Linked DNA regions of Homo sapiens: region 2 is linked to region 1. Evidence: chromatin contacts called from ENCODE Hi-C or POLR2A ChIA-PET data. All regions are on one chromosome and are shown on one strand. The core of a region is the stretch at or near the end of the contact, and the rest is flanking DNA. Distances in the headings are between cores, read along the strand shown.

Evidence for each region. A loop is a pair of places that touch in the nucleus more often than their neighbours do. ChIA-PET counts read pairs that join two places held with the same protein, here RNA polymerase II (POLR2A).
Region 2: a loop to region 1 is called in a map of GM11168, with 2.7 times the contacts of the local background. The contact joins two enhancer-like sites. A Hi-C loop is called at or near these places in 5 of 168 maps with a recorded cell type or tissue (GM11168, KBM-7, mammary epithelial cell and 2 more) and 1 of 37 single-sample maps with no recorded cell type. POLR2A ChIA-PET finds 5 or more read pairs at or near these places in 1 of 52 experiments (AG04450).

What each region holds. Positions count from the first base shown.
Region 1 is chr11:74,277,373-74,283,662 of GRCh38, reverse strand. It overlaps P4HA3 (prolyl 4-hydroxylase subunit alpha 3), which reads left to right. Exons shown (of 13, transcript NM_182904.5): 8 at 4,211-4,275. Among named protein-coding and RNA genes, the nearest start is that of P4HA3-AS1, 31 kb to the left of the region's middle. Within about 2 kb of position 4,767, at least 9 of the 41 ENCODE cell types and tissues checked have a DNase peak (open chromatin) inside an H3K27ac peak, as active enhancers do; they include transverse colon, where a contact is called at or near this core.
Region 2 is chr11:74,439,743-74,446,032 of GRCh38, reverse strand. No RefSeq gene overlaps it. Among named protein-coding and RNA genes, the nearest start is that of KCNE3, 25 kb to the left of the region's middle. Within about 2 kb of position 2,817, at least 10 of the 41 ENCODE cell types and tissues checked have a DNase peak (open chromatin) inside an H3K27ac peak, as active enhancers do; they include transverse colon, where a contact is called at or near this core.

The DNA of each region.
Region 1 (6,290 bases), core at 3,518-6,017:
GATGGGGGCGAGAGGTGATAGGAAATGAAGCTAGATGTGAGACACCATTAGCAGATGCTATAAATGCCATGCCGGGGAGTTTGGATTTTATCCTGTAGGCAGCAGGAGAGCTGTTGGACAGTTTTAATGGGAGAGTTGCATGATCATGTCTGATTTTTAAGGAAGACTGTAACAGCAGACATGGATTGGAGGGAGAAGAGGGGCAATCATCATTTCATCTAAAAGCCCCTCCAGGAAAGTCTAGAATCTTTGCACAGAAGCTTTTTGAGATAATTAAGCCCCACTGGTGAATTGGAGCAAACAGGTTCAGCTTTGCAGTGAGCCAGCAGTAGTAGCTTTTGGCCAGCAGCTGCTTTTTCCTTATAACAGCCCTGTTGCCATGGTAACGGGAGAAGTGACCCACCCAGAGACGTTGATTTAAATGTTCATGGCCATGTCGTCCATTTAGCATGCACAGATCTTGGCACACTTCCTTCCCCTAGAAGTGTCTCTCTGGGGCTGCTGATGCCTGTCTGGTCTGTGGCTCTCCCAGGAATCAGCCCTGGACTGACATGGTAGTGGCTTCCCCATGGGAACTGAAGACAGATGCCTCAGTGGCTTGTGTTGAATATCTCTGCTTCCTAGTCACTGTCCCTTTCCCAAAGCACACTCACTCATCACTTCTCTCTCTCACCACATCCTGCCCATCTTTGAAGACTCAGTTGAAGCCCTGCACCTTCGCTGGGCCCGCTAGCCCTGATCATTCTGGCCTCCTTTGGTTCTTTTTCAGAGCACTTTTTGGAGCCATATACAATTACCTATTCCTCCTCTGAACTCTAAGCTTTTTCTCACTGGTTGTTTGGTACTTAATTTTTAAATGTATTCTGCCATTTATGTGTTGTTTGACATCACTGACAGTTTCCTGGGTCAGCATCCTGTCTCCCCAGTCAGACTGTAAACTAGCAGGCATCATCTTTCTGCAAATGCCTTGCCCCATGTTCTTCCCATTGCTGCCAGAGTAAATCTTTAAAAGGTCAGGTCTGACCACTCAAGCCCTTGCTGAAACTCTTCACTGGGTCACTTTTGCCTTTGAGTGCTTACAAGTCTCCATGGCCTGGCTGCTGCCAACCCCTTCTACCACATCTCCCCCGGCACTTGACGCTCCAGCTGCACACTCTTCTGTCTGCCTGGAACGAACTGCCCTTGACTTCTCACCTGTATGATTCCAGTGTGTCTTGTGGACATCCTGGAAAGACTCCCTGTCCCTCATAAGAATGGGCTATGTGTCCCTCTTTCTATTGCCATGGCATTCTATACTTGCCTATTATGGCCCCATTAGATGTCTTAGGGGCAGGGACATTGTCTGGATTAACATTGTTTTTCCAGTGCCTAGCACAGTGCTTAGCACAGAGAACAACCAATAAATATTTGTTCCAAAAAACGAGTGACTGGTAGGTAGACAATTAATGATTGTTACAGGAAATAAATATAAGGTGACTCCTTAATTTGGGATGGGGGGGATTCCTTAGGGTTTTTTTTTGTTTTTTTTTTTTAAACCATTGATTTTGCCCTAAAAGAACAGAAGGGAGCATCTCTCTTCTATGAGTTTCTCCTCTACAAATGGCTCAGGACAGGACACCAGGGACAATGGATGGAGGCAACATCAATCCCCTTCTGATTTCCTGCTTCCTAAGATTGTAGAGCCACATGTGAGAGGAACTCGCAAGCACATGTTGTTCATAAGCTGCATTTTATTTATTTTTTATTTTTTTGTCCCAAACTTTTATTATTATTATTATTATTATTATTATTATACTTTAAGTTTTAGGGTACATGTGCACATTGTGCAGGTTAGTTACATACGTATACATGTGCCATGCTGGTGCGCTGCACCCACTAACTCGTCATCTAGCATTAGGTATATCTCCCAATGCTATCCCTCCCACCTCCCTCCACCCCACAACAGTCCCCAGAGTATGATGTTCCCCTTCCTGTGTCCATGTGATCTCATTGTTCAATTCCCACCTATGAGTGAGAATATGTGGTGTTTGGTTTTTTGTTCTTGTGATAGCTTACTGAGAATGATGATTTCCAATTTCATCCATGTCCCTACAAAGGACATGAACTCATCATTTTTTATGGCTGCATAGTATTCCATGGTGTATATGTGCCACATTTTCTTAATCCAGTCTATCATTGTTGGACATTTAGGTTGGTTCCAAGTCTTTGCTATTGTGAATAATGCCGCAATAAACATACGTGTGCATGTGTCTTTATAGCAGCATGATTTGTAGTCCTTTGGGTATATACCCAGTAATGGGATGGCTGGGTCAAATGGTATTTCTAGTTCTAGATCCCTGAGGAATTGCCACACTGACTTCCACAATGGTTGAACTAGTTTACAGTCCCACCAACAGTGTAAAAGTGTTCCTATTTCTCCACATCCTCTCCAGCACCTGTTGTTTCCTGACTTTTTAATGATTGCCATTCTAACTGGTGTGAGATGGTAACTCATTGTGGTTTTGATTTGCATTTCTCTGATGGCCAGTAATGGTGAGCATTTTTTCATGTGTTTTTTGGCTGCATAAATGTCTTCTTTTGAGAAGTGTCTGTTCATGTCCTTCGCCCACTTTTTGATGGGGTTGTTTTTTTCTTGTAAATTTGTTTGAGTTCATTGTAGATTCTGGATATTAGCCCTTTGTCAGATGAGTAGGTTGCAAAAATTTTCTCCCATTTTGTAGGTTGCCTGTTCACTCTGATGGTAGTTTCTTTTGCTGTGCAGAATTTAGATGGGGAAACAGGCCCAAGGAAAGGAAGAGGCTTTTCCAAGACTGTCTATCTGGTTTAGCAGGAGGGACAATGACATTATGGAAGCTTCAGAGAAGGGAAAGAGCTTCTGTCTGTGTAGCTCATTGCCCCAGGCACTGCTCTGCCTGCCTGTGAAGCACCAGAGCTGGGTCTGAGCCCTGTGAGTACCTTTAAGGGCAGTGCCCTATTTCATTCATTTGTTTATTTAACCAGTACTAAGCACCTACTCCACCACCAGGTGTTGAATGGACCCTGGGGATACAGCACTGAAAAAAGGCCAAGTCCTTGCCCTCATGAGCTGACATTCTGATGACAGAGGCAGAAGTAGACATGTTTACCCTCATATAAATAAATAATATTTCTCTTTCTGTCCCTGGATTTTGCAATTAGGAGACACTTTATTTAAAAATAATTTAGGCCCGGTATGGTGGCTCATTCCTGTAATCCCAGCACTTTGGGAGGCCGAGGTGGGAGGATCCCTTGAGACCAGAAGTTCAAGACCAGCCTGGGCAACAAAACAAGACCCCGTATCTACAAAAACATTTTTTTTTTAAATTAGCCAGGTTTGGTGGCATGTGCCTATGGTCCCAGCTATTTGGGAGGCTGAGGTGGGAGGATTGCTTGAGTCTAGGAGTTGGAGGCTGTAGTGAGCTATGATCGTACTAGTGCACTCCAGCCTGGGCAACAGAGCAAGACCCTGTCTCTAAAGATAATAATAATAATAATTTAAATGCTATACCTAGACATTCAGAACAAAAGAGAGGCATTTAGTTAAACTAGTGTTATCAAAACTGTTGTTGTCTTTTCATAATCAAGGCAGTTGCAGCTATGAAAATCTCACAAGTACCCTCAACATCTGTAACTATTATATATCAATTTTTTAAAAAAGTGGTTGTAGCAAAAACAGACTCTGATTCTCTGTAAGGAAAGGCTTTCATTAGAATATTCAAAAGGAGCAGGCTGCCTCTGAGTGTAGAGAGTTTCCTGTTGCTGGAGGTGTTCATTTAATTCGACAAACACTTACGAAGTGCTTACCATAGGTCAGGCCCTGTGCCTGACCCTGGGAAACAAAGACGAATGAGAAATAGCCCCTGTTCTTACCTAACTCACAGTCTTACAGATACAAAAGGGATTCAAATAACAGTTAAATTCAACTCAGCAAACTTTTATTGAGTGCTTACTGTCGACTAGACACAGTGTTAAAGGTTATTTTCAACTCTACGATCTTTGGTCACTTATGATCTTTTATTTTCAGGATTGATAGCTGTCACTAAATTAGTCCCACATGCAAAATGTCCTCTAATTAAGGAGGAACTGGCATCTGTTATGTTGATGCTTAAGAGAGAAATATGTCTGTGGAAGTGACAAAACTTTCCTTTTGCATCATAACCACTTGGACTTTGTCTTACATTCTTCCCACCAGCTACAGAGGTCAGTGGTGGCATCAGGGGAGAAGCAGTTACAAGTGGAGTACCGCATCAGCAAAAGGTAAGAAGGGCCCTTCCTTGGTCATACCTGCTGCCCACCCTCGGGCCGTAGCATAGCTGACTGCCAGTCAGCAACAGCCATTCAGGGACCTCCAGAGGTGGAGAATCCCTAGTTCACGTTTATAGCTGTACATTCTTTTTAAGAGGGTGAAGTTTCCACTCCCCTTTCCCAGGTTGTTAGATCATCTGAGGGTTTAACTAGAAGGCCATTCGAGAGAGACTTGGAAGAGCTCCTCTGCCCTAAACCAAAAAATATGTCTATAGTTGTTCTCCTAAACAGGATTGCTTTTCCAGAAGATACAGTCCTGTCCACATTTGTAATTTAACTTTACAAGATTCCATTCCCACCTCCTGACTCATATTGAAAGCATGACTTGCCAAGAATGAGACCAGAAGGACAAATAGACTCTGGCCCTGATGGCTTCTGTAGAGGAGCAGATTCAGCTGTGAGAGCCCAGCTTTATCCCACCCCTCCAGCCCTGCCCACCCCCCACTGCAGCCCTTTACTTACATCCACCAAAGACATGTGAGACAGTGACGTCAGCATCCTTGGGGGGAGGCCAGACCTCAGGATGGAGATCAGTTTGTGCTGTCTGGGAAGGGAGGTGAGTGATGAAAGCTGTGATTCAGAATCATTTGGCTTAACTTACTTGGTCTGGTACATTAAGGGCCTTTCATATTAGTAGTTATTCTCTAACCTATGGAAGGTCCCTATGACCTCAGCCTCATTGCTTTTTCTAACCTTTCTGATATTCTAGTGTCAGAGAGAAAATTCAGCCTTGGGTTAATTGCTTCCAGGGGAGCAGGTGGTATTTTCTTCCCTTTTCCGAACAAGAAACTACTTTCTTTCTCCACTTGCATCACTCTTCAACTCTTTGACTTTTGGTTCTGTCCTCACAACTTCGCTGGAGCTGGTCTCCCAAAGGTCACCAGGGAACTTCTAATTGCCAAATCATTTTCCTGCTCACACACCTTCACTGAGTACCCATTATCCATAAAGTCCAGATTCCATATCACAGTGTTTTCAGTTTTCTATGTCATGCCCTGAGCCTGCTTCTCCAGCTGTATCTCCCGTTACTTCTTCCTATCTCCTTATTCATAATTTATTGCCACACCTCCATGTCTGTGCTTATGCTGTTTCTTCAGGCTGGAATACTCCTACATCTTTTCCATCTATTGAAATTTTATGCACTCTTCAAAATTTGGCTTAAATGTCACTATCTTACCTGAGTGCCCCACTGGAATGAACTTCTCCTTCCTCTGTGCTTCCCAGCACTTTAAAGTCTGTTTCTCAATTTTTCACTGTACCTTACTTTGTTCTTAGTTATATTTGTGTTTGTCCTTTCCCCCATAATCCATGAGCTCTTAGAAGGCAATAGCTCTGTCTTGGGGATCTCTGTAACCTAAGAGCATGTGGCATAGCACTCTGCTTGCACTCTATTTGAAAGAATGAACACACTAATCCATCAAAAGCAAAGAGCAAAGAAATGGTCTTCCATATCATGCCAAGGCTGTTCCCTCAGAGCCTTATCGTCTCCCCAGGAGACCCACTGGCTTTAGGGAGCACTTTCTCACTTCCCAGGGACGTAAATTCTGATTCCAAAGTTGCCACTTTGTCAGAACCTCAACAAGACATTCAGGAAAAGAGACTGAACTCTGCTGTTTGGCCTTTGCCCTATCCTGGCTTGTCTTGCAGTAGAGCAGAGATTTTCCTGTGTTTAAAAGTAACACTAATGTATAGTTCACAAAGTGTCTTCATAAGCATTGCCTCTCACAATCTTTATAAGTCTGTGAAGTAGATATTATTATCATCCCAATTTTATAGACAACACACTGACCCTTAGAGAGGTTAATGGTTAAATACTTGACTTAGGATCACAGAGGATCAGGGACTCGTCACATTTCTCTAAATCACAAGCTTTTCCCACTGTACCCGGGTCCCTCTGTTCAGATGTCTCTACACCATAGCAGCTTTGAAGGCAGGGGTTTTGTCTTATTCCTCTTTGTATCTCAATG
Region 2 (6,290 bases), core at 1,568-4,067, 160 kb before region 1:
TTAATTTCTGAGAGGCCTGGAGAGTGATTCTCACATGCTGAATTGATGAGATGCCAGGTGACTTGGACACTTCTGGAGTTCCCAGTACATAGCATCTGTTACATGGAATGCATGGAGGTGAGGAAACTCTCTCTCCCCATCGTGCTATACTTTGTCACATGGGTTTCTAATGGGTAATATTTATGTCCTTTGCTTTCAGTAAAGCAGCTCTTCTATATTTTGCTGATTCCTTCCTAACCCCAGTTTCCCTCTACAAATTCCTAAGCCTGAGCTGCAGCAAGGTCAAGAAACAAATCTGTATGACAAACCTAATGTTAAATGTTGGCTCATTCCTCCTTGATTTTGAAGATTCTATTACTGGATCCATGTTGCCTATCTCCTTACTTTCCTTAAGATGAGTTCTCTCCCAGGAGAGACCCAAAGCCCTCACAAAAAATGGACTTTGGGTGAGTTGGGCCTACTAGGTCGAATATGCCCAATTGGTTCCTCCAGGAAGCAGATGCCAAAATGGAGTGAGAAGTGCCAGAAATGTACTGGGGCGGGGAATGCCTGTGAGGGAGCAGGAGTAGATGCGGGAGCCTCAGATGGTGATGCAGATCTGACACCAGCGAAAAAAAGAGGGAAGGAAGAAGGACCAGGCAGGAGGAGCGTCAGGTTTCAATGCAGCTCTGAGAAAGTCTCAGCCAGGCTGATGAGGAGCCCCAGAGCAGAGACTGCCCATTACAGGAGTCCCATGTTGGGCAGGAATGGCTTGACTTTCATACGTCTGCAGAGCTTGGTCAGTGGCAGGGAGAAGGCCAGGGTGAGCATAACCGGGGTGTAAACACTGCAGGAGAGCCCAAAGGTGCTGCTGCCTGAGGCCGGCCACTAACTGCTCTTCTCCCAGCAGGCTCCCTGTGGGAGACCTGAACAGCTCACTCCTGGTGGCTGCCATATCACGAATACCCACACCTGTGTGAATTCCAAAAGTGGACATAATTTAAGCTCAAACGGAGCCCCAAATGTACATTTATTACAATTTTTTGTTGAGTGTACAAAAAGTATTGCACTTGGCACAGCAGCAGCCCCACCCTCACCAGTGGAACAATCGAAGCGAAAAAGGACTAGTCTGGGAAGGTTTCAGGTAAACAAGTGAGTTTTTCTTACCATGATTGTCAACAACAGCCTCCATTATAGATTAACACTGTGTCAAGCTTAGTACGAGAGAACAATTCTCAGGGAGCTTAAGTTTGCAATAAAATATTCCTCACACGAGGCGCTCAGAGCAGACTTTTGAAGAGTTTACATGCCAATCACTGGATGCTCCAAGGAGGGAGGAGCTTCTTAGTAGAACTGGCCCTGGAGGCTACCAGAGAGACCTTGAAATTGATCTGGCAGCCAACTGGGTGGTGCAAGGACATGCTCCACCCCTAGGACCCTGCCAGCCAAGCTGTAGGATTTTTTGAGAGGCAGGCCCAACACCTGTTGTGGCTGCTGGATGAGATTCAAAATATAAGGAGAAAAGACAGAAGAGGAAGGAACTGGAAAAGAGGAATTTGTAGCTAGAAGAAGAAAGACAGCACGCTTTTCAGAACCGTGCCAGAATTCATCCCAGGCTAATCACCTGCCAAAAAAGAGATAGTGTCAGTGGTAGAAAGAACATTGGAGAGGACACTTAAGCTCTGCTGCTAACTCCTCAGCTGACCTTTGTCACTCAATGCCCCTCTGGGCCTGTGCTCCTTGGCTGTAATCTGCAGAGCTAAGCCAGACACCTAAAATTCTTCCATTTGAACAGTCTAGGAATCGAACAACCTTCCTTAAAATAATCTTGGAAGAGCCTAGTATGAAATGGGCGGCGGGGCGGGGGGGGGTTGGCGGGGGAAGGATAAAAAAGAATTTCCTGTGAACTCAGGAGCAATAATATAATACAACCTAATAACCTAACCTAATCATAGCAAGCATTACAACAGGCGGGGGAATCTGGGAATGGGAGCCAGTAACATCTCTAAAGTAGAGGTAATTTCATGATCAAGACATCCAGTGCATTGAAACGTGACGCTGTTCTATCTTTACAGAGTGTGCAGATGGTTGGGAAGGAAAATAGTTCCACCTGTCAGCTGATTCTAAAAGATCTGAGCTTCATATACATTCCGTCAACACATGAACCCCTAATGTCACTAAAGCAAAGAGATGGAACTGTCTCTGTCCTTTCCTGAACGCTCCTCCAGTTTTCTCTTATAAAAGCCGTTTCTACTCCCCTTTAAATCTGCATTCGCAGTTTGTTTTCACCTAGATAAGAATGCTGGGAAGGGAGAGCATACTGTTTTTTTTTCCCCCAGTCCTACTATTTTAGGATTCTAACAACAACAGGGTTGCATGCTCCCTTCTTATTTATTTCTCTCGTTGAGCTCAGAAAATGCCACAGATAAACCAAAACGAAATGAAAAACTGCAGTCAAGAGAAGAACATAATTAGCAGCCAATCAGGAAAAGGCTGTACAATCCCTAGGCCTTTAGATACTTTATCCTCTAGGCTGGGCCCTCCCAGAGAGGATCGGGTTTTCTCTTGGGGTTTCTTTTTGAATTAAGCACCACTGAGGGCTACGGTCCAGAAACACAAACTCTTAATCTAGTCCCTGGTAGACAAACAGGTCTAGGGAGATTGAATAACCTGCAGGGAGAGAGTCCTCTGGGATCCATGGGAGACCAGACTGAAGCAAAGAAAAAAGGGATTGTGGTGTCAGTGAGGACATAGGAGCAGCCACAGGAGGGCTGTGCTGCCTAAATAAATAATGGCATGTTTGGCAGCAGACCCAATTCTCAGACAGGCCTGGAGCCGACAGGTAGGCTGTCTGCTAACACACACTCACCCTTTGGATCTCAGCTTCAATGTTATTTCCTCTGGGAAGCAGGGTGCCACACACAGTTGAACTGGTTGCCTGCTGCACATACCAAGGGTGTGCTGATCACAGAAAATATATTACAGGTTTATATGCTTTTATAAAAATGTCCCGGCAGTTGGTGTTTTAAGGAAAGAGCACTCTTTTTTTCTCTGATTCACAAAAAGGTACTGGACTGGCAGTGACCTTGCTGAGAATCCTTTCCTAATTCTTATCAGAACAGGTTTAGTGCCCCTCCTATCTGTTCCAGAAGGACTCCATCTACCATGGTATTTACCACACTTTATTCTAATTGCCTTTTTACTAGTGTATACACAGTCTAGATTATCAGCTTTTGTGAGTCAGAGGCTGTGTCTCATTTGACACTGTACTCTGGGCCCCAGAACGCTTGGCCCGAGCACAGGCTCAATGGTATTTGTTGAATGAATAAGCAACATATTCTCAGCCATTCCAACGCTCTTGCCTAAGTGGACAGAGAGCTTGTCATAATAGAGTACTAGTCATGTCCAGGGTTTGAGTCCTTGCTCTACCTCTAACTTACTACACGATGTTGGCAAGTCACTTCACCCCAGTATTTTTGATGTAAAATAGGGATAACCCTACCCTGTCCACCTCAGAGGGTCATTATGCGGAGTAGTTTAGAAGTATTACTTGGTAAACTTATTAAAATATTGAACACATGGGAAGTATAGGCCATTCCAGGAAACTTGGACTACAAGGGGTCCAGGACCAGGAGTGACCTTACATCTGAACATAGTTAAGTAGTCACCTCCGGCAGAAAACTAATGATTTTTGGGTCAAGCAATACTTTTTTGGTTGCTAAGGGTAGAAATCTCAAAATGTCAAAAGACACATTTATTGTTTCATATAAGTAAGGGTAAAGTTATAGCTGGACCTCCAGGACAACTGGAAATAGGCACAATAATGCCACAAGGTAGATTGCATGCTTGTCCTCCCCCCGATCCCCACCCCACCTCCCACCCCACCACACCCCATCTGTCAGCCTACCAACTACAGACTGGCTTCCTCCACACTGCAAGGGATGTGGCTACCGATACCTCCTGGCTCCATCTCACACTTTTGCTATCTGAGGGGGACTGAGCCCTTCCCCTTACCTCTAATTTGCAAAATTTCTCTTTGGCCCTGGCTGGAAGAGACATGTTCATCCCTGTGCCAAGGGTGAGAGATTCTGTGATTTCCAGCTCCTACTGGAACTATATAGTTGAAGTGGGGGATCAGTGTTCAAAAAGAAGGGAGGTACTGTTCTAAGAAAGGCTAGGTACTAGGATTTCCACTACAATTTTCTAAAGATCATTCCCCCACTGAGACCTCCCATTAGCAATCAATTAGCTTTGGTTTGGGCTGTGCTCCTCTAGGACCATTCTTTCATATACCCTGAGTTCCTTATAATAGAAGGAAGGGAACAGAAGGGTGCCAAGTGCAGGAGAGGGACAAGCAACTAAGTAAACTCACAGTGTGCTTTCCTCTGCAGACCTGCAATAAATAACCAGAGAAGTGAGCCCTGTGTCTAGAAAAATTTATTCCCTTCCTAGGATTGATAGCAAATGACTTCACCTGCTCAAAGTCAGGTCCTAAATTCCTCTGTGCTTTGGCCAGGTTGCGGCTTGAGAGCAATGTTTGTGAACTACATGTCTGACCACTTTCACTTCTTGTACTGTAGCATCCCCTTCTTGTCTCCTTTTAAGCAGTCCAACTCACATATCTTATAAATGGACAAGCCAGAGTCCCAGAGAGGGAAAATTTATTATCTAACATCATACACTAAAAGGGAGTTCATGGTTAAGACAAGATCAGATTGTAGGTCATCTGACTTGTGTTTTTTCTATTATACCATCCTTTGTTTTTCTGCATGTTTATAACCTAAGAGATGTAGTTCACCTCTTAATCTCACCTTCTTCTGGTTCTTTTGTCTTTCTGGGTCACTTTTTAAGAGGATTTATCAAGGTCAGCTTCACTATACTCCTATTTAGTCACCTCTGGATCCCAGTCAGCTAGCAGTTTTCTTATCCTCTGCTATCAGGAATGAAATTCCAATACCAGAGATCCCATCCTACTGATGCAGTAGGATGCTCTTTAGCAGGAGTTCACTATTTAAGCTAGTCTTAACTTGTAGCAAAATTGCAGGCATCATCCTAGCTAACTCCTACTTACCTTCCAGATATCCATTTAGATCACTTTATTTCAGAAGGTAATATATAAAATGTATACCAAGAATACTTTCTATAAGCAACTCATAGTACCCCATACGTATTAGTTCATTCTCACACTGCTAAAGATAACTACCTGAGACTGGGTAATTTATAAAGAAAAGAGGTTTAATCAGCTCATGCTTCTGCAGGCTGTATGGGCTTTTGTTTCTGGGGAGGCCTCAGGAAACTTACAATGACGGCAAAGGGGAAACAGGCCCATCTTCACATGGCCAGCAGGAGAGGTGGTGGGGAGGTGCTAAAACAACCAGATCTTGTGAGAACTCTATCATGAGACAGCACTAGGGGGATGGTGCTAAACCATTAGAAACCACTCCCATGATTTAGTTACCTCCCACCAGGCCCCACCTCCAACATTGGGGATTACAATTTGACATGAGATATGGGTGGGACACAGAGCCAAACCATATCATTTCAGATGGTAAAATATAAAATATGTATGAGGAATACTTTCTATATGCAACTCATAGTACTCCACACCTCCCCCAGTAAAATATTTAGCACTCTAGACAATCATTGCCTGCTTACTGTGTCTCTTTTCTTCATTCTACTATAATTTCTATAAGAACAGAGGTCATTCCTATTCCCTTTACCGTTATTTCCTCCAGGAAATGTTGCATAAATATTTGTTGAATGAATGACTAGAACACTGACTCTGTGGTTCCTAATTATTTGCACAGTAGCCATCAAATGACAAAAGGATGTGAAATACTTTATAGGTGAAGACATTATGTAGCTGTTGAGGATTTGTTATCCTAAAAGCACTCATTATACCATCTATCACTATAATAAAAGCCTTCTCTGCTTGGAGATGCCAAAAAAAATATTCAGTAGTCCATCCACGAAAGTTTCCCAGACTCTTACATGATTGGAAGGGCTGTGCTACTGCCATAGGCAAACTTCATCACCAGCATCAAACACTGCCTTTGTGACATTTCCCTCACCTCAATGGCAGGTTACACTCTGCCTCTGGTCTCAGTCCACTTGGCGTCCCTGTCCTAAGTTTTTCCATATGTTACCTCATTTACAACAAGGTTGTGAGAAAGGTTCTATTTCTACTACCCTTTAACAGATGGGAATATCAAAGCACAGGGAGGTTACATGACTTGTTCAAAGTCACAAAGCAACTGAGTGGTGGAGCCAGGATTCAAACCCAGCTCTTGCTCTGAATCACTACGCTATAT